Linked DNA regions of Homo sapiens: region 2 is linked to region 1. Evidence: read pairs that join two places in POLR2A ChIA-PET (ENCODE). Cell type or tissue: HCT116. All regions are shown on one strand. Links, peaks and the distances in the headings refer to the core of each region. The heading gives the core; the rest is flanking DNA. Region 1 has its middle 43 kb from the start of TBX4. Region 2 has its middle 22 kb from the start of NACA2.

What was found. Peaks named below come from ENCODE experiments on the same cell type or tissue, not always from the same donor. Only the 100,000 strongest peaks of a DNase experiment are listed, where the experiment ranks them.
Region 2: POLR2A ChIA-PET joins it to region 1 with 10 read pairs; 2 of 35 experiments call an interaction of 5 or more read pairs at or near these places.

The regions. Positions count from the first base shown.
Region 1 is chr17:61,489,749-61,501,749 of GRCh38, reverse strand. No RefSeq gene overlaps it. Among named protein-coding and RNA genes, the nearest start is that of TBX4, 43 kb to the right of the region's middle. In HCT116, for the core only: no CTCF peak of the experiment used is centred there; DNase peaks (open chromatin) are centred at 6,049 and 6,329; H3K4me3 peaks cover 2,211 bases; H3K27ac peaks cover 4,644 bases.
Region 2 is chr17:61,563,136-61,575,136 of GRCh38, reverse strand. No RefSeq gene overlaps it. Among named protein-coding and RNA genes, the nearest start is that of NACA2, 22 kb to the left of the region's middle. In HCT116, for the core only: no CTCF peak of the experiment used is centred there; DNase peaks (open chromatin) are centred at 4,706, 5,688, 6,266 and 7,616; H3K4me3 peaks cover 1,291 bases; H3K27ac peaks cover 4,761 bases.

The DNA.
Region 1 (12,001 bases), core at 3,586-8,585:
ACCTGAAAATACTCCTGCTCAGAAACCTCTTGGAAGATGGATAAAAATATAGCAGCATTCACTTAAATATGCAACTGAACTTGCAGGAAAGTAAAAGAAACCCTCAAAGTCCAAAAATGTACAAACTAAAGGAGTTTAAGCTGATGCTGGGACTACCTGGGGTTAGAGAACCTGTGTTATTAATAAAAGGGCTTAAATTTTGTTTTTCTATTAATAATTGGTTAAGGATTATGGTTATTATTGTTGTTATTATTTAGAGACAGGGTCTTGCTCTGTCACTCAAGTTGGAGTGCAGTGGTGCAACCATAGCTCACTACAACCTTGAACTCCTGGGCTCAAATGATTCTCCCACCTCGGCCTCCCAAGTAGCTAGGACTATAGGTGTGTGCCACTCCGACTGGCTATTTTCAAAAAATTTTTAGGAGACATGGGGTATCTCTATGTTACCCAGGCTGGTCTCGAACATCTGGGCTTAAGTGATCCTCCCACTTAGGCCTCTCAAAATGCTGGGTTTACAGGGGTGAGCCACATCACCCAGAAGATTATCTTTTAAAAATAAACTTATTTTGAGTAAAGTTTTTTTAAGTGTAACAGGCATTCAAAAATTTTCTCAAGTTAAAGTTGTACACCTGGATGTATTTTCACAAAGTGAACACAACCATGTAACCAGTACCCATACCAAGAAACAGTCTTTTACCGCCACTCCAGAGGCTCCCCCTTGTAACCTATTCAGTCACTACTCATCCCTCCAAGGAAATCTCTATTCTAACTTCTAACAACATTGAAGGAGTTCTACCTGTTTGGAGTTTGTATAATGAAAACATGAGGTGTGTACTCATTTAAGCCTGGCTTCTTTCGCATAACATGATGTTTGTAAGATTTAGCTATGCTTTTGCATTTAGTTGTAACTGATTCATTCCCACTGCTGTATGAATTCCGCAATTTATTTATTCTTTCTACTGCAGATGAACATTTGGGTTGTTCCCACTTTTGTATTATAATGAATAATGCACTGTTAGTATGCTATACATGCCTTTTGTAAAGAATGTGTGTGCATTTCTTTTGGATATAACTAAGAGGGAAGTTGCTTGGTCATAGGCTATGTTCCTACTAAACATAGTTATAGGATCCTGACAGTTTAGTAGATACTAACAAACAATTTTCCAAAGTGGTTGTACCGATTTACATTCCCACCAGCTGTGGATGAAAGTTCCACTAACACTCAGTATTACCTTCTTTTATTAGCTATTCTGGTGGGAGTATAGCAGTATTGCAGTCATACTTTGCAATTTCCTGATGGCTATTGAAGTTGAGCACCTTTTCATATGTTTCTTGGCAAGTTGAGTATTCTCTTTTGCAAACAGCCCTTACAAGTCTTTTGCCCATTTTTCTATTGGGTTGTCTGCATTTTTCTTACTGATTTACAGAAGTTTTTAAAAATACGTTCTGGATTTGAGTCTTCAATATCTTCTATTCTGTGCTTGTTTTTTTTTTTTGTTATCTTAGTGGATCTTTTGATACACATACATTTTTATTTCAATATAGACCAATCTGTCAGTTTTCAATTATGACAGTGTTTTTTGTGTCCTCTTTAAGAAATCTCTGCTTAGCCTAAGGTCATGGAGATATTATCTTATGTTTTCTTTTAAATATTTTATTGTTTTCAGTTCATATATAGATCACAAACAATCTGAAAGTTATTTTTGTGTATGGTATGAGTCAGGACTCAAATTTCATTTTGTTCCATAGGGATATCCAATTGGCCCAGCACCATCCTTTTCCACTGCAATGCCACCCTTTTCCTAATTCAGGTATCATATGTGTGTGCATCTGTTTCTGGACTTTCTGTTCTGTTCAGTGGCCCATTCATCTACCTTTGCACCAGCCTTAACTGCTATGGCTTTATGATAAGTCCTCTTGTAGTATAAGACCCCTCCAGTTTTATTCTTCAAAACAGCCAGGAGCTTGAGTCTTAACTGACATGTGGGGAAAAGAAATTAAAGGAGTCGATACTGAGACTTATGAATAGCTGAAACCCCCCAAAACTCCCACGCCAGCCAGGAGCAGTGGCTCACGCCTATAATCCCAGCACTTTGGGAGGCCAGGGCAGGTGGGTCACTTGAGGTCAGGAGTTCAAGACCAGCGTGGGTGACATGTGGTGAAACCCTGTCTCTACTAAAAATACAAAACTTAGCTGGGTGTGGTGGTGTGAGCCTCTAGTTCCAGCTACTTGGGAGGCTGAGGTACGAGAATTGCTTGAACCCAGGAGGCAGAGATTGCAGTGAGCCGAGATGGTGCCACTGCACTTGAGCCTGGGCAACAGTGTGAGACTGTCTCAAATAAAAATAAAAAATCAAAATAAAAAAAACCCTCTCGCTCAGCATAAGACAAAGAAATTTTGTCCTCTGTTGGCTTTGGCGTCTGAATTTATACTTCCTGCATAGTCTAAAAATCTCCGAACTAAAAATCAACATAAAAGGTTAGTCTTCAAAAGCAAGCAAAACTTTTCTGAAGGAATCTGACAGGAGATAAAGCCTAGCTTAGGATGAATTCTCATAAAATTATAAAACAATAAAAGATAAATATCTGTTGTGAAATATCAGTAGACCCAATAAATGGCAGTTAGATTAGTCACCCCTCCCCACAAGAACCTCAGATAACAGAATTATCATCTAGAGATTATTTTAAAATTGTTTAAGATAATTAAATACAAAAAAGAAGAGATTGTGAACATCAGAAAAAGCAATAATTTTTAAGACTAAGCTGACTTGAAAAAGAATCAAATAGAGTTTCAAGGAATGAAACATACAATTGTCCTTGAAATTCAGAGTATTCATTGATTCCATGAAAGTGGAAAGTCTTAGTTAAATAAATGACTGGTTCTAACCATAGAAGCATAAACATGACCCCTGGTTAATTGTCCTTTTGTACTGCGGCCATCAGACAACCCTCCATCTTTGGTTGTGACGTGCTTAACACCAGCAGACATGGAATAAGCAGGAATGTTCTGAATGGGCTGGACATCCCTACAAACTCCTTCCCAGGGTATTTGTCTGTCTGTCTTAAATACTAAATGTGGCATTTTTAGTGAAATACCACCAAAAGGGTAATGCTGAAAAATGACCTAGCAAAATAGAAATTCAGAGGGAGCTTCCTGGTGGCTACACAGTTACTATTGGAGGGTTTTTTTTTTAATGCTACCTACACAAAATGAGCCCCATCTGGCCTGGTTCAGGCTTAGGCTGTGTTGCAGGCAGCTGACATAATTCCCCATGTTTAATTTCAACACTTTCCCCAATCTGCATAGTGGAACCAGCCCTTGCAGATCTTGGAGTCAGATTGGAATTTAAATTCTAGTTTCACCGCCTACCACTGTATCTGGCCCAGAGTTGACACTCAGTCTCTGAGACCTCCTTTCCCCTCCCACCTCCAGAATCTTTATCAAAGCCTCAGGACACACAGTGGCTGTGCTTCTGCTCATCTGAGTCCTAAGGACCCTCAGGAAATGGAGATAGTAGCTACTATTTACAATTACTCTTGCCAGTCATTGCCCTCTGTGCTTTATATACGTTACTTCATTTCTTTTTCTTTTTCTTTTTCTTTTTCTTTTTTTTTTGAGACGGAGTCTCACTCTGTTGCCCAGGCTGGAGTGCAGCGGCACAATCTCGGCTCACTGCAGCTTCCGTCTCCCAGGTTCAAGTGATTCTCCTGCCTCAGCCTCCCAAGTAGCTGGGATTACAGGTGCCCACCACCAAGCCCAGCTAATTTTTGTATTTTTAGTAGAGATGGGGTTTCACCACGTTGGCCAGGCTGGTCTCGAACTCCTGATCTCAGGTGATCCACCTGCCTCGGCCTTTCAAAGTGCCGGGATTACAGGCATGAGCCACCGCGCCCAGCCACGTTACTTCATATCGATTCTCACAACTACCCTGAGACATATACATATATAATTTTCCCCATTTTTTAAAATAAAGAACCTGGTACTATTTTTTATTTTTATTTTGCCCAAGATCACACCCTACAGCATGTCAGAAAGGAGATTTGAACCCATGTCTGTTCTAGGTTTTTTCCATAACACTAAGTAGCCTGACTTGTGGCTTATGGTAATATTTTCTAAATCCAGCTTCTTTCTGAAAAGACTTCATTTTCACAAAGGTTTAAACACTTGCAAGTAAACAAAAGGGGTGGGTTCTGTGGTCTTCACGACAGCCATGTTCCCACTACAGGCCTGGCTGCTCCCTCAGCTGGGAGCTGCTGCCCACTCTTATGGAAACTGCATCCAGGACAGGCTTTATTGATGCTGCCTTCAAAGCCAAGGCGGCCATCTGAGAGGATGGAAGAAACCAGTAAAGTATGGGACTCTGGTGAGCCATCCCAGGTACAGTTGTGTTTTTATGCACCAGCACATTTGTGGAGCAAATTTGGTGTCCTCATAACGGCAGTTCATGAGTACAAGTGAGGTTCAGTTCTTTGTGTAAACAGGGGAGAAAGCCTGTGTCTGAATATAATTCCGACGGCATCAAGGTCATTTTAGAGCTGGTGGAGCTCTATTTGTCTTAGGAAATCTCGAAAACTTTTATAGGGAATTCGGAAAATATTTTCGGCCAGCAGGAAAGATAAAATCCCTGCACACAAAGTGCAGGCATGGGCCCAGAGACTGAACAGACAGACTGCTGTAAAACCCCTGTTTAATAAGGCATTAAAATGCCATCGACCTGGACACATTTTTTAAAAAAAAAAGAGCTATGAAAACAAATACCATTCAAATAATTAGGATCTTATGCCTGAGGCCAGCCTTGATGCCAAGCAGGGACTTCCCTGCAGGAATCGGAGCTGAGCCTGATTCCCAAAAGGAGGAATCAGCCAAGACAAAGGCAGCTCTGGGCCTGGGTTTTTTCCCAGCCCCCTTCGACTGCCTGCCTCTAGATGCTGAAGGCAGGGTATCTACAGTCGTTTCCCTCCCCACATCTTGGGTAACTTTCTAGTCCAGTAGCTCCAGTGGGGGTCGTGTGCCCCCTGAGGCTGACTGACCTGCCTTCAGGAAGGCCCGCGGGGAAGGCCTTGAAGGCTGAGCCCTTGTACCTTTCTGCTCCATAAAGGACAAGGAGGCATTTGAAGGCCTGCTCTATTGGGAACTATGTGCCAAATGGGAGTGAAGGTTGGATAGTGAACATTTGTTTATGAACGTAGCTGTGAGGGGGAAAAAAGATGTCTTTTCATTAGCTCCTGCAAACACGGAAGCTGCCGCTGAGCTATTTCCTGCCACCGTAGCTTCTGAATAGTTGAAGGCCAGGTGCCCAGTGGCACATTACTTTACCACCCCTAATATCGCCCCCCCAGGGTAGTTTCCAAGGGCTAAGCCTCAGAAATCTGAAAAATAAAGAACGTGTCATTTTATTATTTCTGAAATGGTTGTTTGTTTGTTTGGGGGGCACCAGTATTGCACAAGACTGATGCTTAGCAGGTCTAATTGAAGGAGCTTTCATAAAATTGAATGTTAAATCCTATTGTGTCTCTGGTACAATTTGAGAGGACCTCTTTATTTTTTGCCTTTTCATTCTCTTCCTTTAAAAAATTCTCATATGAACTTGTATCAGTGATGGGTAACTCTGCTTAAGGAGTCCCATAGAGAAAGTTGTAACTATCTGAATATATTTCTCATGTTTGATTTCTTCTTCCTCCTGTACATTTCCTTTTCTTCCAAGAGATTGTAATCACAGCAAAATTTCAAAATGAGAGAGCAGAGAAAGAGAGAGAGAAGAAAGGCGGGGGGAAAGAAAGAAATATAAAGCCCTCACATTTTCTGGGGTTAATTTGAATTGAACCAGTTGGTTTCATTTTGCGATACAAAAGAAAAATTCAGGCCTTAGGGCCTAAGACTTTCATTAAATTCAGCTTTGGCAAGTTCTAATAATACAGGGGTTTATTAAAAGCGTGAAAAATGTCATTGCCGAAGCCTTTCCTAAGCCGCGGCCTCACCTCTCAAGTATGACTCACGCTTCCTCCGTGGCCGCCTGAGCTGTAAAGTTGGGGGCAGGATATTTGAGGTCCAGGGAACCGGTTCCTTGAATCTCTCTTGCCATTTGGCCAGGATCACGTCCCAATTAGCGACCTTGCCATACAGAGCAGTAGCTGGACAGCAAAAGTGAGAGAGGGGCTGAGTGCTCAGGCCTGTTGTAAACGATTAGTCCAAAAGAGTAGCGCGAAACTTAGAACCGCTGTCCCCGGCAGGAGGAAATGAAAGGATCAACACGAGAGGAGCACTGTGGCCAATTGTTCCCGGCCACAGCCACAGGCTTTTCTGTGTGTGCCGGAAATTGACCTCCCCAAAAGCCGAGGATGCAGGCGGGGCAGGGAGATTGATAAGGCAGGTGATGCTAAATCATCCCCCTCTCAGAGCTAATGGGATTGGTCAGTGCCTTGCCAATCATTCCCCCTCCTTACCCTATAAAAATCAGTGGGTCTTTTCGAGAAGAAATGAGCATGGACTGGCACTGATTGGACCAACAAGAAGCTTACTCATCGCAATCCTTTTCACTTCTTACTACGTATTTTCATTCAGAAGCATCTCATTTGGCCTGTGGACCAAGGCCAGGAGGTTGGCAACACAGATATTACTCATCCCTTTTTATAACAGAGGATGTTGAAGCCAAAAAAGATAGAGGGACTTGCCCAAGGCCTCCAAAAACACAGCAACAAAGCTGGGACTTTCTTTTGACAATAGATGTATCCCAGTGTCACCGAGTGTGGCAACAGACTTGGAAGGAGGCAGCAAAGCTCAAGCCATCCCTTCCTGGGGGCACTAGTGAGGATGGCTGGCTGACCTGCTGGAGGCACATTCTTTTCTAAGTGTCCTTGAATGCTGTCCTGTGTCCTGGATGAGCCCCAAACCCCTGGCAGTGGGGGGCGCTCAGAGGGCTGGGAGGACCAGGCAGGAATTCCCCAGCGTCACTCTCCTGCCGCTGGCCTTGTGCACCTAACCGCACGTAGATCTGGACTTTGGCGTCTGGTAAAGGAGGCTTAACTGTGAGACAGGAGACGCAATAAAGTCAATAAACAGAATTTCCCAGAAAAGAAAAATCTCACTCTTTTAGACATCTAAAATGAGTCCCGTGCAGACAGGCAAATTATGTGGGGGGAAGGGGAACAACTTGAACTGAGCACACGTTTCATCTCTATCGTCTCATTTAATCTTTTCTATAACCTTGAAAGATAAGGAGTATTTTATTGCCCCTAATTAACGTGGAGAGACAGGCTCACAGAGATTAGGCAGGCATCTAATGAGGAGTGAAGCTCCAGGCCTCTTCTCTTTCCACTCCTGGGCCTGGCCTCTCCACCCAGAGCTCTGGTGATCCACCTCTGGGAGGACGGTGGAGAGCCCAGGGCATGACAGGAATGGCAGAGGTCCCAGCCTGTGAGCAGAGCCTCATGTTGACTTCCCCATCCCCCTGTGGTCTCCATACATTTTTAAATCTCACCTCCCTTCAGCAAAAAGCCTTAAGGCTGGACGAAGTAGCTCACACCTGTAATCCCAGGACTTTGGGAGGCCGAGGCAGGTGGATCATGTGAGGCCAGGAGTTCCAGACCAGCCTGGCCAACATGGTGAAACCCCATCTCTACTAAAAATTTAAAAATTCGCTGGGCGTGGTGGTGTGCATCTGTAGTCCCAGCTACCCAGGAGGCTAAGGCATGAGACTCGCTGGAACCTGGGAGGCAGAGGTTGCAGTGAGCCGAGATGGTGCCACTGCACTCCAGCCTGGGCAACAGAGCAAGACTCCATCTCAAACAAACAAAGAAACCTTAAAGCACAAGCTACCAATATCTTATTTACAAATTGATTTACAAATTATACATATGTACTACTATACAAATATAGACATTCGATATTTGAAAAGTATTAGAATAAGTTTAAAATGTAAGATAAATAGAGAAAGAAGTTCTACCTCCTCCGTCCCTAACTTTGCTCCAGAGAGGTCTGCTATAGATTGAGACAGAGCCCTGCCATGGCTGAGAAATTCGTGATTGCAAACATGATTTGGGAATCATCATCCTTTAGCGCTGCAAGCGTTGTGAGGAGCTGTGCGGAAGAAAAGGAGGCTCAGAGAGAGGGGAGACACGGCCAGCATGTGACAGATGCGACTAGGACCACATCTTCTCATGCTGAGTCCCAAGCTCCGTGCTCTCCTCTACACTGATAGAAAAAGAAGCCAAAGGTTCATTTTCTTGGGCCAGAAAATTACATTTGGGTCTTTCATGGGACAGACTGGAGATTAATGCCTGAACCTCCTACGTTGTGTCCCGCATACATTCAGGTCCACAGCCGCCCTGAAGAGACAACCACTGGCTTTTCAGTCTGGGCCACAGAGCATGTGGGCCAGGCTACCAGCACGTGGGGGCTAGGGAGAAGGAGGACTGTGCTGTGCCATATTTGATGCTATTAAAAGCAGCTCGCATAGTTTCCATCATTCCTCATGGAGCTGCGTCATTTCCCAGACCCAGCTCTTGCTTCAGGCACCCTAGTTAGGAATTCTGGAAGTTAAAGAAAAGTGATTCCCAAACAAGTCTCTTCTAAGTCATCCCAAGGAAGCATATTTTGACCAAGAGTTGGAAAGGCAAGGAAAGGACACCCTAGCTTTGCTATCCAAGCCAAGTGGGGCTTGGGGACATCCCCAAAACACTTTATTTTCCCCCAGACACTTTAAACAGTTGTTTTCGAGGTACCTGAACTATTTCCTGACTCTACCAGCTTGGGCAGAGCTGACTCACCCACAGGGGGAGGGCGAGAGCTAGTGCAATGACAGCCCCTCCTTTGATCAGCCCCTTCTCTGTGAAGTGGAGGGCAAAAGACAACCCAAGTTCATGGTCCAGTGGGGATGGGTGGTTGGAGTTGGTGGAGGTGACTATAAATTATCATCCTCTAAAAGGGTAACCCTCTGCCATTTTGCATGCTTCAAGTCATAAACTTATTTTACAACATGTTTGTTTCCTTTTTGTTAATAAACTCAAAGTCACTAAAAATACACATCGATTGGGTCCAGTGGCCTCAGAGGACAAGGGAAGAAGGCAAGACCAGCACAGAACACGCAGTGGTAGTGGTGATAATGGCAGCAGTAGTGGCATCTTAGAGAAAAAAGCGAAAGCTTTGGGTTGGAGAGACTTGGGTTTGAAGCCAGTTCTGACCCTTAGCCCATAACCTCGAGCAAGTTTCTTCACCTCCTTGAGCCTCAGTTTCCTCCTCTGTGAGGCAGTGGTGATAATGCCTCTCCTACCAAGTTGTGGGGAGGATTAGATATAATAATCCTAATATAGTAGAGTGCCAAGTCCAATGGCTGATGGCTGATTACTAACAAACTCAGTGTAAATGTCTTTTTCTTTTCTCATTTTATAGATGGGAAACCTAAAACTCAGTTCAGATTCAACCCTCCTTTTCTGAATCTGAAATCTAAAGCAATGCCCTTCCATAAGAGGGGAAGGAAGGAGGGTGGGAACCAGCATTTGTTGAGTTCCTGTTTAGTATCGGAACATCAGGGACAGAGAATGTGCCAAGCCCTCTCACATATGTTATTTTAATCTCCATGATCACAAGAAGCAGATGTTATTTCCAATATTATCTCCATTGCATTGACAGGCACAGAAGGAATGGCTATACTTACAGGCACAAACCAGAAAGTGACAGAGCCAAGTATCGAACCCAGGATTTCTGGCTTAAGAGGCAGAGTTGGTGCCACTAACTCACGGATGCTGAGACATCTACTTCAGTGAGATAGCATTTACCCCTGAGGGGAAAAGGGGAGATCAGAGTGGAAAATTCAGCACCTATTCTTGGTAGAAGGCTAGAAAAGAAGCAGCAGCAAGGTAGGTCTTAAGTCATCAACTCTTTTATTTTTTTATGAGATGGAGTCTCATTCAGCCACCCAGGCTGGAGTGCAGTGGCCTAATTGTGGCTCACTGCAACCACCGTCTACTGGATTCAAGTGATTCTCCTGCCTCAGCCTCCCAAGTAGCTGGGATTACAGACACCCGCCACCATGCCCAGATAATTTTTGTATTTTAGCAGAGATGGGGTTTCACCATGTTGGCCAGACTGGTCTTGAACTACTCACCTCAGGTGATCCGCCCGCCTTGGTAGAAGTCATCTTGCGCCCGGCCAAGTCATCAACTCTTAAGGCTGCAGGTAGCCAGGAGGCGTAAAGGATAACTGGCCCACGGGCGCAGTGGCTCACACCTATAATACTAGCACTTTGGGAGGCCGAGGCGGGCGTATCACCTGAGGTCAGGAGTTCAAGACCAGCCTGGCCAACATGGTGAAACCCCGTCTCTACTAAAAATACAAAAACTAGCTGGGGGTGGTGGAGCATGCCTGTAACCCCAGCTACTCAGGAGGCTAAGGCACAAGAATGAGAATCATCTGAACCTGGGAGGTGGAGGTTGCAGTGGGCCAAGATGGTGCCACTGCACTCCAGTGTGGGTGGCTGAGCGAGAACTTGTTTAAACATAAATAAATAAATAAATAAATAAATAAATAAATAAATAAATAAAACCTGGCTCAGACTTTGTCAAACCTGATGCTGGAGGATCCTCTACAGAACTCACCAACCAAGCCTCCAAAGACCCTCTGGCCATTGGCCTCCCCGTTTTCGATCAGCTCCCAATTCCAAAGAGCCCTACTTGGGACTGTCCTGCCTGGCCTGGAAAAGGAGGAGGCACACAAAGCTGCCTTACATTCTCAGAACCAGGGGGTCTCTGGTGGCTCTTGCTGGGATGAGCATTTCTCCTGTTGAGGGTGTTTCTAAAAGAGGAAAGCATGACATCTGGGAAGGGTCTCAGAGGAGCCTCAATGTGCTCAGTCATAAAATAGGAGTACACTTTCCACCTTCCCATTAGAGCAGTGCTCTCTAAATGCCACAGATGATTCACTCAGTTATATCTGGAGGAGTCTCACAATTCCTTACACCCGATGCCGGAGGTTTATATTAGCACATGCTGAGACACTTGTCTTGCTCAATAGCTTATCTTCAGGCAGGCTGACGAGTGGCTCCTCCTCTGCTGTCTGATGGCCCGTGCAGGTACCTGCTAGGCTTGGAGAGAGGGAGAGAGGTCAGGCTGTGAAGGGATGAAGGATGCAGGGGCACTGTTGTTTCCCAAAAGCGTGCCCTGTGCCAGGCCCTGTGCTAGAGGCTTTACACAAGGAGCCATATTTGGGGGCTTCTTGGCCTTAGTTTGGTTTGTTTCAGGCTTTTTTCCCTTCTTGAGAGAGAGGGAAGGCCAGTCCCATCTTGGCATAGACTGAGTGGCCTCCCATGGAAGGGTTTGAAGGAAGAGACCATTTGGAACCTTTGAAGGAGAAAGAGGCGTCAGGGCTTGGGGGTCAGATGCTGGAAAACCCTGATCCAGTACTCCCAGGCCCACCTGCCCCTAGGAAGCAACAGGCCTCTCCAGCAGCCTGTGACCCTGGGGGATGGCCTGTAGCAGTGCCCTGCTTCCTCACCACGCGCAAGGTGGCAGCCAGAGTACAAGATTCAGGCCACGCAGAGCTGAAAGCAAGGTCGCCAATGAAGGCAGCAGTCTTCTCATTGAGTGGCCTCGCATCTGCTGCTTGGGCAGTTTCCTGGCTCCACATGTCAGAAAACCATCACTCCGTGAATGACAGCTTAGGGCCCAGGAGGACCGTTCACAGCAGCCCCAAGCTCCATAGCCTTACACAGCTGACATCTTGGCCTGCCCAGACCCAGGAATTTGCCGTTATAGCAAACACTGCCAGGCCTGCTGGAAGAGAGGAAACGTGTAGAGATGTAGAAAATCTTTAGGAGGTAGAATCTGCAGTTTGGTGAGCATTTGGGGTGGGCAGGTAGGGAGAGGAGGGAGTTGGCGCTGAAGCCCAGGCTTCTGACTTGAGCAACTGGATGCTGGCTGGTGGTGCCATTACCAAAACGGAGGATGTGAGGGAGGCCTGGAGGGAGAGTCTGGGTTCCAGTCTGAATTGGAGGACTTAACATCTCTT
Region 2 (12,001 bases), core at 3,380-8,379, 74 kb before region 1:
GACCATTTAAAACGTGTGCTGGCTGGCCGGGCCTAGGATCAGTATTTGTTCAGATTATCAAAACATATGGAAAGTCCTGGCTGCAGATGGCAGCATCACACTAATGCATCCTTTCCAAAGCCTCCCAGGGCTGATGTGTGAGAAAGAGCCATAAAAGCTCTTTGGTGCCCGGAGGACTACAGTTCACTCACTTTAAAAAACAGCCAGAAGTTTTCATTTTTGGGAGTGAAAACTTGCCTCGACTCTGCAGGCATCCATTTCTAAAGTCGCTGTGATCAGACTTATTTGTGGGGCTTGGGAGACAGACACGATGAATGTGTATTTTATTAAAGCTCAATTGTAGGGCCCTTGAAAACACAGATTTGTCAGCATTTCACATTAATAGGCTTTTTATTTGTTTGTTTTTCTTCCTGATTTATAGACAGCACCCCATTATAGAGGCAATATATCTTCATTTAAATAACTTTCAAGTTATTTATGACTGGCAAGGACTTTGAGGCTGGGGTGTTTTACTTTGTTTTATTTTTATTAAGAAGTTCATTCTGGTTCTAGGGATAACAGTAGAAATAAAAGCAATTTAACAGAGTTCCCTGGATGATTGAAATAATCTGAGTTAATTGCATGACGGATCCAAATTTTTCAGGAGAATGTTTTCATTTCCAGCTATATTCTAACTTAAATTTATAATGAAAATGATACGTATCAATAAATGATGAAAGCTCATTATGTGACAGATACTATGTAAGACTCTTTTATGTCCTATTTCATTTAACTCTTGCTACACATCCATAATTATTCTCACTTTGCATCTGAGGAAGCAAGGGCAAAGAGAATCAGTGACTTGCCCAAGATCTCACAGCTCATGATGGTAGAGCCAGGCTGAAACGCAAGAGTTTTCATAAGATCAGTTCCTTCAGAGCCATGCCAGCTTCTTCTCTGAGGAGAAAGACAGGCTAGTAAGTAGGGCAGGAGAGCTTCAAGACCGAAAGTGGATGTGACTTGTAAGCACTTGAAATGGGTGGTGGGTGATTTTTAAAATTTGTTTGTTTCTTTATTCAACAGATACTTATCGAGTGTTTTGTATGTACCAGGCCCAGGATAGGAATGGAGGAAACACCAAGATCATCTATAATACACAGTTCTTGATCCTTTGTCATCCACAAGGGGAACCCAGCACACACACAGGTCATTGAAATATGGGGCACTCTGTCACTGCATTTAGTGCATTGTATTATACAACAACACGGGGACCCAGAGAAGGCAGACCTTACCTGGGGTAGAGGAGAAAAGAAGCATCCTGAAGGAGATGAGGCTTCAGTTGAGCCTGGTGAGCTAACCTGGCCTATTGGAAGGGATGGAGGAAGGGCATTCCAAACAGAGGGGCAGCAGAAACCAAAAACAGCATGGCATGCACCTTAAGTGTCAACCAGCTGCCACACTAAAGTGCACAATTTAGAAAAGAATTGTGTCAAGTTCAAAGGGAAGCATCAGAGTCACCATTCTCATCAACCCCTTAATTAACCTAAAAACTGTTATAATAATGCTAAATCTCAAGGTCAATTATACGGCACCCTCAACCACCAAAAGTATAGTGAAGAATCTGGGAGGGGAAAAAATACAAAAACTAACATTTATTGAATACTATTCATATCATCTCAGTCACTGATTCCCATTAACCCTGTGATGTTAATATTAATGTACCTTGGCCGGGTGCAGTAGCTTACACCTGAAATCCCAGCACTTTGCAAGGCTGAAACAGGTGGATCACTTGAGGTCCGGAGTTCGAGATCAGCCTGGCCAACATGGTGAAAACCCATCTCTACTAAAAATACAAAAATTAGCTGGGGGATGGTGGCGCACACCTGTAATGCCAGCTACTTGGGAGGATGAGGGAGGAGAATTGCAAGAAGTTAGGAGGCAGAAGTTGCAATGTACCTGTTCTATGATATGTCTTTACAATGCTAAGGAACTTGCTCATAGTTAAGCAACTAAGAAACGGCAGGGTCAGGGTTGAGACCCTGGTGACTCTAAAGCCCGCGCTCTTTTAATGGTTTCTTTCCTTATAGGACCCCCAAGAGGAGCATCTCAAAATCTGTGTACTGTGACTTTCTTATGCACTTTACCCATCAGAAAGTGCCTCAAACTCTAACTCCGGTGGTTTACTTTTATAAATCACAAAACTATTCCCATTGCCAAGTCCTCATCATCTCACATATTGATTAAAAATCAACCTCCCAGCTGGATGCGTGGCTCATGTCTATAATCCCAGCACTTTGGAAGGCCCAGGCAGGCAGATCGCTTGAACCCAGGAGTTCGAGACCAGCCTGGCCAACATTGTAGAAACGCCGTCTCTACAAAAAACACAAAAATGAGCCAGGCGTGGTGGTGCGTGCCTGTGATCCCAGCTACTTGGGAGGCTGAGGTGGGAGGATTGCAGTGGGAGGATTGCTGGAGCCTGGGAAGTTGAGGCTGCAGTGATCTGTGATCACACCACTGCACTCCAGCCTGGGTGACAGAGAGAGACCCTGTCTCAAAAAAAGAAAAAAAGAATTAACCTTTCAACTCCCTCTGTCCTCAGTCTCACCACTACCAGTTCAGTTTTTTCCTAAAATAGAACTAATCACATCATTTTCCAAACAAAAATCTTTACTGCCTTCCAGTTGCCTTCATAATAAAGCTCAAACTTCTTAGCATAGTACTGTGTTCATGGCTGTTCTCTTAACCCTGCGCTCATCTGTCTGTTTCTCTCCTTTTTATTTTTATTTTTTTTATTTTTTGAGACCAAGTCTTGCTCTGTCACCCAGGCTGGAGTGCAGTGGTGTGATCTTGGCTCATTGCAACCTCTGCCTCCCAGGTTCAAGCGATTCTCCTGCCTCAGCTTCCCGAGTAGCTGGGATTACAGGTGTGTGCCACCAGGCCCGGCTAATTTTTGTAATTTTAGTAGAGACAGGGTTTCACCATGTTGGCCAGGCTGATCTGGAACTCCTGAGCTCAAGCAATCCACCCGCCTAGGCCTCCCAAAGTACTGGGATTATAGGCTGAGCCACAGCGCCTGTTCATCCCACTACCTTTTACCATGACTGTAGTGACACTGGACTACTTACTGTTGCCTGAATATGGTATGTTCTGTTTCCCTAAAATGTACTTCCTATCCTTCTTAATCTGACAGGATCTGACAAAATTCAATTAATCTTTCAAGGCCTAGTTTAAATGTCACATCCTCTATGAAACCTTCTCCTATCTCTTTGCATTAAATGAATGTTCTCTTCTTTATACTCCCATGACATGATTCCCACCTTTATTAGCATATTTATCATTTTGTTTTACAATGAGCTGTGTATGTGTACACCTGTTGAATTGAGAGTGCTGTCATACTCACCATCCCGTATGAAAGTCACTTGCAATTCCTCATAAGCCAAAATAGTAGACACTCAAAGTGCTTATTGAATGAATAAAACCCACTTATCTGAATTCACAGAGGTATTAAAGATAATGAATTAGGAAGGGAAAAATGAGATTGCAAGTATGACAGGCATGCTGATTGTAGGGCAACATACAACTCTTAGCAAGAGAAGGATAGCCACATAAAACATAAATAATCAAAAATACCAGTTTGGGATTATTTGCTTTGAAGTTAAATAACCCATTTATTTTGGTAGACCTTGAGGTGGCATTGTTACTGCACAATACAATTGATACTAACAGTAATGACCCAGTATCACTATGAAAGCATTTACAATTTGTTGTACAGAGTGTGTACATCCTTATTCATGGTGGCATGAGGATTATAGCTCAATGTAATAAAATTGACAGTACAGAAATAAGCCCATGTGTCTATAGTCAATGGACTTTTGAAAAAGGTGCCAAGACCATTCCAATGGGGAAAGAATAATCTTTGCAATAAATGGTGCTGCGACAACTGGATATCCATATGCCGGAGAAGTTGGGTCCCTACCTCACACCATATATTGAAACAAACTCAAAATCGATCAAAGACCTAATTGTAGGATCTAAAACTATAAAACTCTTAGAAGAAAACTTAGGTGTCAATCTTTATTACCTTGGATTTAGCAATGGATTCTTAGATATGATACCAAAAGCACAAGCAACAAACAAACAAAAAATAGATAAATTGGACTTTATCGAAGTTAAAAAACTTTGTACATCAAAGGACAGTATTAAGAAAGTGAAAAGGCTGGGCACGGTGGCATATGCTTGTAATCCCAACACTTTGGGAGGCCATAGCCTGGGCAACATAGGGAGCCCCCATTTCTACAAAAAACAAGAAATAAATTAGCTGGGTGTCATGGTAACACGTGCCTGCAGTTCTAGCTACTTGGGAGGCTGAGGCGGGAGGATCACTTGAGCCAGGTAGGTTGAGGCTGCAGTGAGCCATGATCACACCACTGCATTCCAGCCTGAGCAACAGAGCAAGACCTTGTCTCTCACACACAAAGCAACAACAACAAAAAAAAAAAAAAAAGAAAAAAAGAGAGAGAGAAAAAAAGAAAGAAAAAAAAGAAAAAAAGTGAAAAGGCAACCTAAAGAATGAAAGGAAATATTCGCAAATCATTTATCTGATAAGGATCTAGTATTCAGAATATATATTTTAAAAAATCTTACCTTGCAGCAACAACAACAACAAACCCAATTAAAAAATAGGCAAAGGACTTGAATAGGCAGTAGCCAATAAGCACATGAAAAATACTCAGCATCACTTGTTACTATGGAAATGCAAAGCAAAACCACAAGGAGGTACCACTTCACACCCACTGGGATGGGTATAATTTTTAAAAAACAGAAAATACAAGGGCTAGTGAGGGTGTGGAGAAGTTGGAACCCTTGTGTATTGCTTCTGGGAATATAAAATGGTGCAGCTGCTGGGGAAAGCAGTTTGGCAGTTCCTCAGAAAGTTCTAGAATTTCCATGTGATCCAGCAATTCCGCTCCTAAGTACCTACCCAAGAGAATTGAAAATATGTAATCAAACAAAAAATTGTACACAAAACTTCATAGCAGCATTATTCATAACAGCCAAAAGATGGAAACAATTCAAATGTCAATCAACCAATGAGTGGATTTTACAGATGTTAACATTTTGGTATACTGGCTTCAGCAAATTTGGTGTGTATGAATCTGTCCCGTTTATTTTTATATATTTATAACATATTTGAATTTATAAACAATATGTAATATTGCTTTACATAATTTTAAAATTTTTGGCTGAGTGCAGTGGCTCATGCCTGTAATTCCAGCACTTTGGGAGACCAAGGCAGGCTGATCACCTGAGGTTAGGAGTTTGAGACCAGCCTGGGCAACATAGTGAAATTCCGTCTTCACAAAAAATACAAAAATTAGCCGGGTGTGGTGGCTCGTTCCTGTGATCCTGGCTACTCAGGAGGCTGAGGTAGGAGGATCACTGGAGCCCAGGAAGTCGAGGATGCAGTGGGCCGTGATTGCACCACTGCATTCCAGACTGGGTGACAGAGCAAGACCCTGTCTCAAACAAACAAACAAACAAATTCTATAAAAGACATCATACCTATCTCACTGTATTTTGCTTTCTTTCTTCAATATTTTAAATATATTGTAAAATTGTTATGTAATTGTAAGCCATCAAAAGACTTTCACAAATGTCTCATAACTTGATCTCCCTCCCTTGATTGTCCTGCCATCTCCAGTACAGCCCTGTTTAATTATTTGAGCAGTTGAAAATTCTAATAATCAAGGTCATATGTGACATAGTCATAATGCCTTCTGCATGTTTTTCTGTTACAACCGGGATTATAGAATTTAAGCTATAAGACACAAAGCATTAAAAAGTATTGGCAGGATCATAAACATATTTAGTATGTACACACTAAATCTGTAGATATTTAGTATCATTAGGTCAGAACTTACAACAGTTGTATTCTCAGACCAGTCCTTAGCCTTCAACAATATTTGCTTAAGAAACTAATTTTATCAAGGGGAAGCGTAGGTGTTTGACAGTTTTATATATGCTTCAGGTACCCCCATTCACCCCCCAAGTATAGCTACTTTTCATAACCTGTGGACTTCACAAAGGCAACCTCTCTTTTGATGCAGACTGGACATTTGTTCTGGCCTCGAGCGTGACGCATGTCCCTGATCCTCTCCTTTCCTACGTTCCTACTTTTAGTGCTCGACGTTGTCAATTACAAGGCCTCAAAGATTGACTTGAGGTCTGGCTCCAATTAGTATTCTCTGGCACCTGAGCCATTAGGTTAGCAATTCGTTTATGCATCTTTCAGGCTAAATGCACCTCATGACCTCACTCATAACAGTATTTCCCTGGGTGGTATTTCTGTTGTTGATCTTTATGCTTAAATACAGGTTATTATTTTTCCCTGTGAATCACTATGTCCACATAGGTGTGGTTGGTTAGGTAAACACAGAGGAGATACATGAGCTAAAGCTGAACCTGTAGAAACATTCTATTTTCAGTGGTTGTAGTAATGACTTGCACATTTGTAATATCTCTTTTTGGCATTTTTTTGTCGTGGGTATTGAGTCTGGAAGTAAAAAAAACGGAGATAGGTGGAGGTTGGTGAGGAACGCTTCCCACCAACAGATCAAGACATCTAAAGGCCTGGCACAGTGGCTCAGCCCTGTCTTCCTAGCTCTTTGGGAGTCCCAAACAGGAAGATTGGTTGAGCCTAGGAGTTTGAGACCAGCCTGGGCAACATAGTGAGACCCCCATCTCTACCAAAAAAAAAAAAAAAATTAACGGGGTATGGTGGCATGTGCTTGTAGTCCCAGCTACTTGGGAGGCTGGGGCGGGAGGATGGCTTGAGCCCAGGAGTTTAAGGCTGCAGTGAGCGGTGATGGCGCCCTGCACTCCAGCCTGGACAACAGAGCCAGACCCTGTCTTTTTTTTTTTTTTTTAAAGACATCTCAGGTATAGGTTTGCTTTTGAGTAACAAAAATGCACATGAAACACTTAAAAGAAAACAAAGTTACCTCTTAAAGATAGTTCTCAGGTAGATTAGTAACCGTAACTTTGTAATACCTTCCAAAATGTGTTTCTTCTTTGAACTTCTAATTGAAATGAAACCTGGTTTAATTAGCATGTGGCTTCTTGTCTCAGAGATCAACACTTTTAAAAACCAGGTAGAGAAGTCAATTTCAATGTTAATCTAGGGTGTTTGAAATTCCCTTTAGCTTTAAAATGTTTCAAAATATCCAACCTATCAGATCTATAGAAAAACAGATGTTTGTTAAGGAACTTTTCAGCTTGTTTTCACTTCATTTTCATTTTTAGTTTGCATAGACAAAATAGTTCCTAGTGGTAATTGTTTCCAGTGAAAAGAAGTTCAAGGCAAATTGAAAATATTTTTTGAATGAGCTCAAGCGATTTACAATTTATGTAGAATGCAGTATTGCTCATTCTGTACTCTTACTCATAAGTGATATTGTTTGATCATTGTTAGCATGTTAGGTACAAGATCAATGATTTTTGCTTGATAATACCTTGTACTTAAAAGTGTTTTTAGTGTTTATTTATCCTCTGGTTTTAATGTGGTGGAGTCATAATACATAAAAGAGAATATTCACTAGACCCATCTTTTGGGTTACACCCATTAACACAAAAGTTGTAATGTTTTCTAAAATGCCTTCATTTAATTGCCAACTATGCTGAACTTTTCACAAGTCACATCAATAGTGAGTCACTTAAATAAAAATTCACCAGTGTGTACAACAGAACAAAAGAAAGACGCAAAAGAAGTTTCAGCCTCTAGACAGATGTAGAATTTTCAAAAGGCACAAAGAGATAACTTTTTGTCGACTTCTCATCCTATAGAAGAGCTGTAAGAAAAATACTAAAGAGTCTAATACCTTGTAAACATTAATAGAAAACTAGTATTTCAGCAGGTGTGCCTGTTGCTTTTTATACTGAACACGGTAATCCTTTGATCATGTCTCTGAAAAGGTTTTCTTTCCCAGATATGTTGCAGCAACTTTTCTTAAAGGTATAGCTTCAGTTTCTGGAAATTTCTTGACATCTTTATTAGTTTTTGTTTTTTAAAAAAATTCCATAAAAGTAATTTGGAAAGTAATTATTTGCCACTGTGAGAATAATTGTTTTGCTTTTAGAATTTCTCCTGTTTAGATAAATTTACTAACATCTGTTAGCTATATCATACACTAAGATTAAGCTTTATTATAGTCAAAATTATACTTTTTCTTTTTTTTGTAAATGTTCCCAATTTCACTTTTATTTGTAATTTATTTAACATATAACTGTTTAAATTTTTTTTAATTTTATTATTATTATACTTTAAGTTTTAGGGTACATGTGCACAACGTGCAGGTTTGTTACATATGTATACATGTGCCATGTTGGTGTGCTGCACCCATTAACTCGTCATTTAACATTAGGCATATCTCCTAATGCTATCCCTCCCGCCTCCTCCCACCCCACAACAGTCCCCGGTGTGTGATGTTCCCCTTCCTGTGTCCATGTGTTCTCATTGTTCAATTCCCACCTATGAGTGAGAACATGTGGTGTTTGGTTTTTTGTCCTTGCAATAGTCTGCTGAGAATGATGGTTTCCAGCTTCATCCACGTACCTACAAAGGACATGAACTCATCCTTTTTTATGGCTGCATAGTATTCCATGGTGTATATATGCTACATTTTCTTAATCCAGTCTATCATTGTTGGACATTTGGGTTGGTTCCAAGTCTTTGCTATTGTGAATAGTGCCGCAATAAACATATGTGTGCATGTGTCTTTACAGCAGCATGATTTATAATCCTTTGGGTATATACCCAGTAATGGGATGGCTGGGTCAAATGGTATTTCTAGTTCTAGATCCCTGAGGAATCGCCACACCGACTTCCACAATGGTTGAACTAGTTTACAGTCCCACCAACAGTGTAAGAGTGTTCCTATTTCTCCACATCCTCTCCAGCACCTGCTGTTTCCTGACTTTTTAATGATTGCCATTCTAACTGGTGTGAGATGGTATCTCATTGTGGTTTTGATTTGCATTTCTCTGATGGCCAGTGATGATGAGCATTTTTTCATGTGTTTTTTGGCTGCATAAATGTCTTCTTATAAGATATTAACATAATAATTAAGCTTCACTACTCAACAAGTTTTTATAGTATGCCTATTACATACTCAAGACTGGGCCATGTACTGTGTTACATAAATATAAGAAAAGGTACTGCCTTCAAGGAGCTTACAGTTGATTTAATATTTGCATCTATTAATATAGTATTAGGATTATACATGTTTTTGATGTCAAAATTATAGCCAGGTAAATTGTCTACAATTGAAAAAGTTATTTTTTTAAAAAAACTATTAAATTGGTGATATATTACTGTGTATTATCATTGCAAACTGTATATATATATATTTTTTTTATTTTACTTTAAGTTCTGGGACACATGTGCAAAAAGTGCAGGTTTGTTACATACATATACATGTGCCATGGTGGTTTGCTGCACCTGTTGACCCGTCATCTAGGTTTTAAGCCTTGCATGCCTTAGGTATTTGTCTTGATGCTCTCCCTCCCCTTTCCCCCCACTGCCTGACAGGACTTGGTGTGTGTTGTTCCCCTCCCTGTGTCCATGTACTCTTATTGTTCAACTCTCACTTATGAGTGAGAACATGTGGTGTTTGGTTTTCTGTTTCTGTGTTAGTTTGCTGAGAATGATGGCTTCCAGCTTCACGTATGTCCCTGCGAAGGACATGCTGCACATATGCACCATGGAATACCATGCAAACTGTTTTTAACAGTTTCACTTTTCACCAGGTTTTGTCAGTGCCCTATAGACATAGCCTAAGGGCAAACCTCACCATCCCTACTACTAATGCTAATTCAAACGTCCATTCTAGTTTGCTTCCCAGCTGGGCATCCTGCCCGTCTCTAACCTTGCCTTCTCTTACCTCTGTTATCCACACTGCCCCGGAAACAATCTGCCTAACACTTCCTGCTCAAAAGTCTTGGTGGCTTTTCATTACCAACTGAATAAAGTCCAAGCTCTTTAATATGCATGTAAGAGGTCTTCCCCTCCCACCCCCCATGTCTTGCTCAATCTTATCTTCTGCATCTCTCCTTCTGCTATAGAATTTGATGCTCTAGCAATATTGGATTTTTTTAAAAAAGACTGTTACATACACACAACATGCTGTTTCATACCTTTGATGTCTTTTTTCCTCATTGTGTTCCCTCTGCCAGCATGGCCCTTCCCATCTTTGCCTGGATAATTCTTCCTCATTCTTTAGGACCAATTCAGGCATCATTTTCTCTAGAGGTTCTAGGTTGAAGTTAAAAGTCCCACCAGGCGTGGTGGCTCACACCTGTAATCCCAGCCCTTTGGGAGGCCAAGGCGGGTGGATCACTTGAGGTCAGGAGTTGGAGACCAGCCTGGCCAACATGATGAAACCCCGTCTCTACTAAAAATACAAAAAATCAGCCGGGCGTGGTGGCGGGCACCTGTAATCCCAGCTACTCAGGAGGCTGAGGCAGGAGAATCACTTGAATCTGGGAGGGCGGAGGTTGCAGTGAGCCGAGATCGTGCCATTGCACTCCAGCCTGGGCAACAAGAGTGAGACTCTGTCTCCAAAAAAACTCTCTATTCAGCATATTATATTGAGATTATGCATGTATATATAGAGGACATATCTTCATTTTTGTATCATCAGTGGAGCTGAACAGAATGCATGTATTGGTAGGTCTTTTTAAGTAAACATATATAGTTCAGTAGGTATATTTTCCTGTTTACAACTTTACTACTTTTTAGCAGAGTGCCATTGGGCAAATCTTTGAAACTGTTTTTTAAATCTTTTTTTTCTTTCTTTCTTTTTAGATGGAGTCTCACTCTGTCACCCGGGCTAGAGTGCAGTGATGCAATCTTGGCTCACTGCAACCTCTGCCTCCCGGGTTCAAGCAATTCTCCTCCTGCCTCAGCCTCCTGAGTAGCTAGGATTACAGGCACCCACCACCATGCCCAGCTAATTTTTGTATTTTAGTAGAGATGGGGTTTTACCATGTTGGCCAGGCTGGTTTTGAACTCCTGACCTCAGGTGATCCACCCGCCTTGGCCTCCCAAAGTGCTGGGATTACAGGCATGAGCCACCATGCTCGGCCTTTTTTCATCTTTAAAATAAGGTAATGGCTCATAGTACTGCTATAGCACAAGTATTCTTCTAAGTATTTTGCATGTGCACGCAACAATGCTCTGAATGTTTATAGCAGCATTATTCATAAGTGCCAAAAATTGAAAGTAAGCAAGACTTTCAAAGGGTGAATGGATAAACTGGTACATCCATACAGAGGAATATTATTCAGCAATTACTGAAAAAGAACCAGGAGATATACGTATCTTCCACTCAATCTTACGGTGAAACTAAAACTACTGTAAAAAACAAACTCTGTTAAAAAAGAAAAAAAAAGAGCTATCAAGCCACCAAAAGACTTGGAGGTATCTTAAATGCGTATTGCTAAGTGAAAAAAGCCAGCTGAATGTATGATTCAGCCAGCTGTATGATTCTAACTATATCACATCTGGGAAGGCAAAACTGTAAGATGGTAAAAAGATCATTGGTTTCGCTGGAAGGAGGAAGGGGTTCACAGATGGAACACAGAGGATGTTTAGGGCAGTTAATCTATTGTGTGTGATACTGTAATGGTAAATGCATGACACTACGCATTTGTCAAAACCCAGAGAATTGTACAACAGAAAGAGTGAGCCCTAATGCAAACTATGAATTTTGATAATAATTGGTCAATATTGATTCATCAGTTGTAACAATGTATCACACTGGGTGCAAAATGTTAATAATAGGAGAAACTTTGTGCACCTGAGGCAAGTGGTATTCGGGACTCTGCACAATTTTTCTACAAACCTAACCATGATGCTATGCTGCCTCTCAAATATTACCATACATATTGTGGCCAGGCACAGTGGCTCATGCCTGTAATCCCAGCACTTTGGGAGGCCGAGGCGGGCGGATCGTGACGTCAAGAG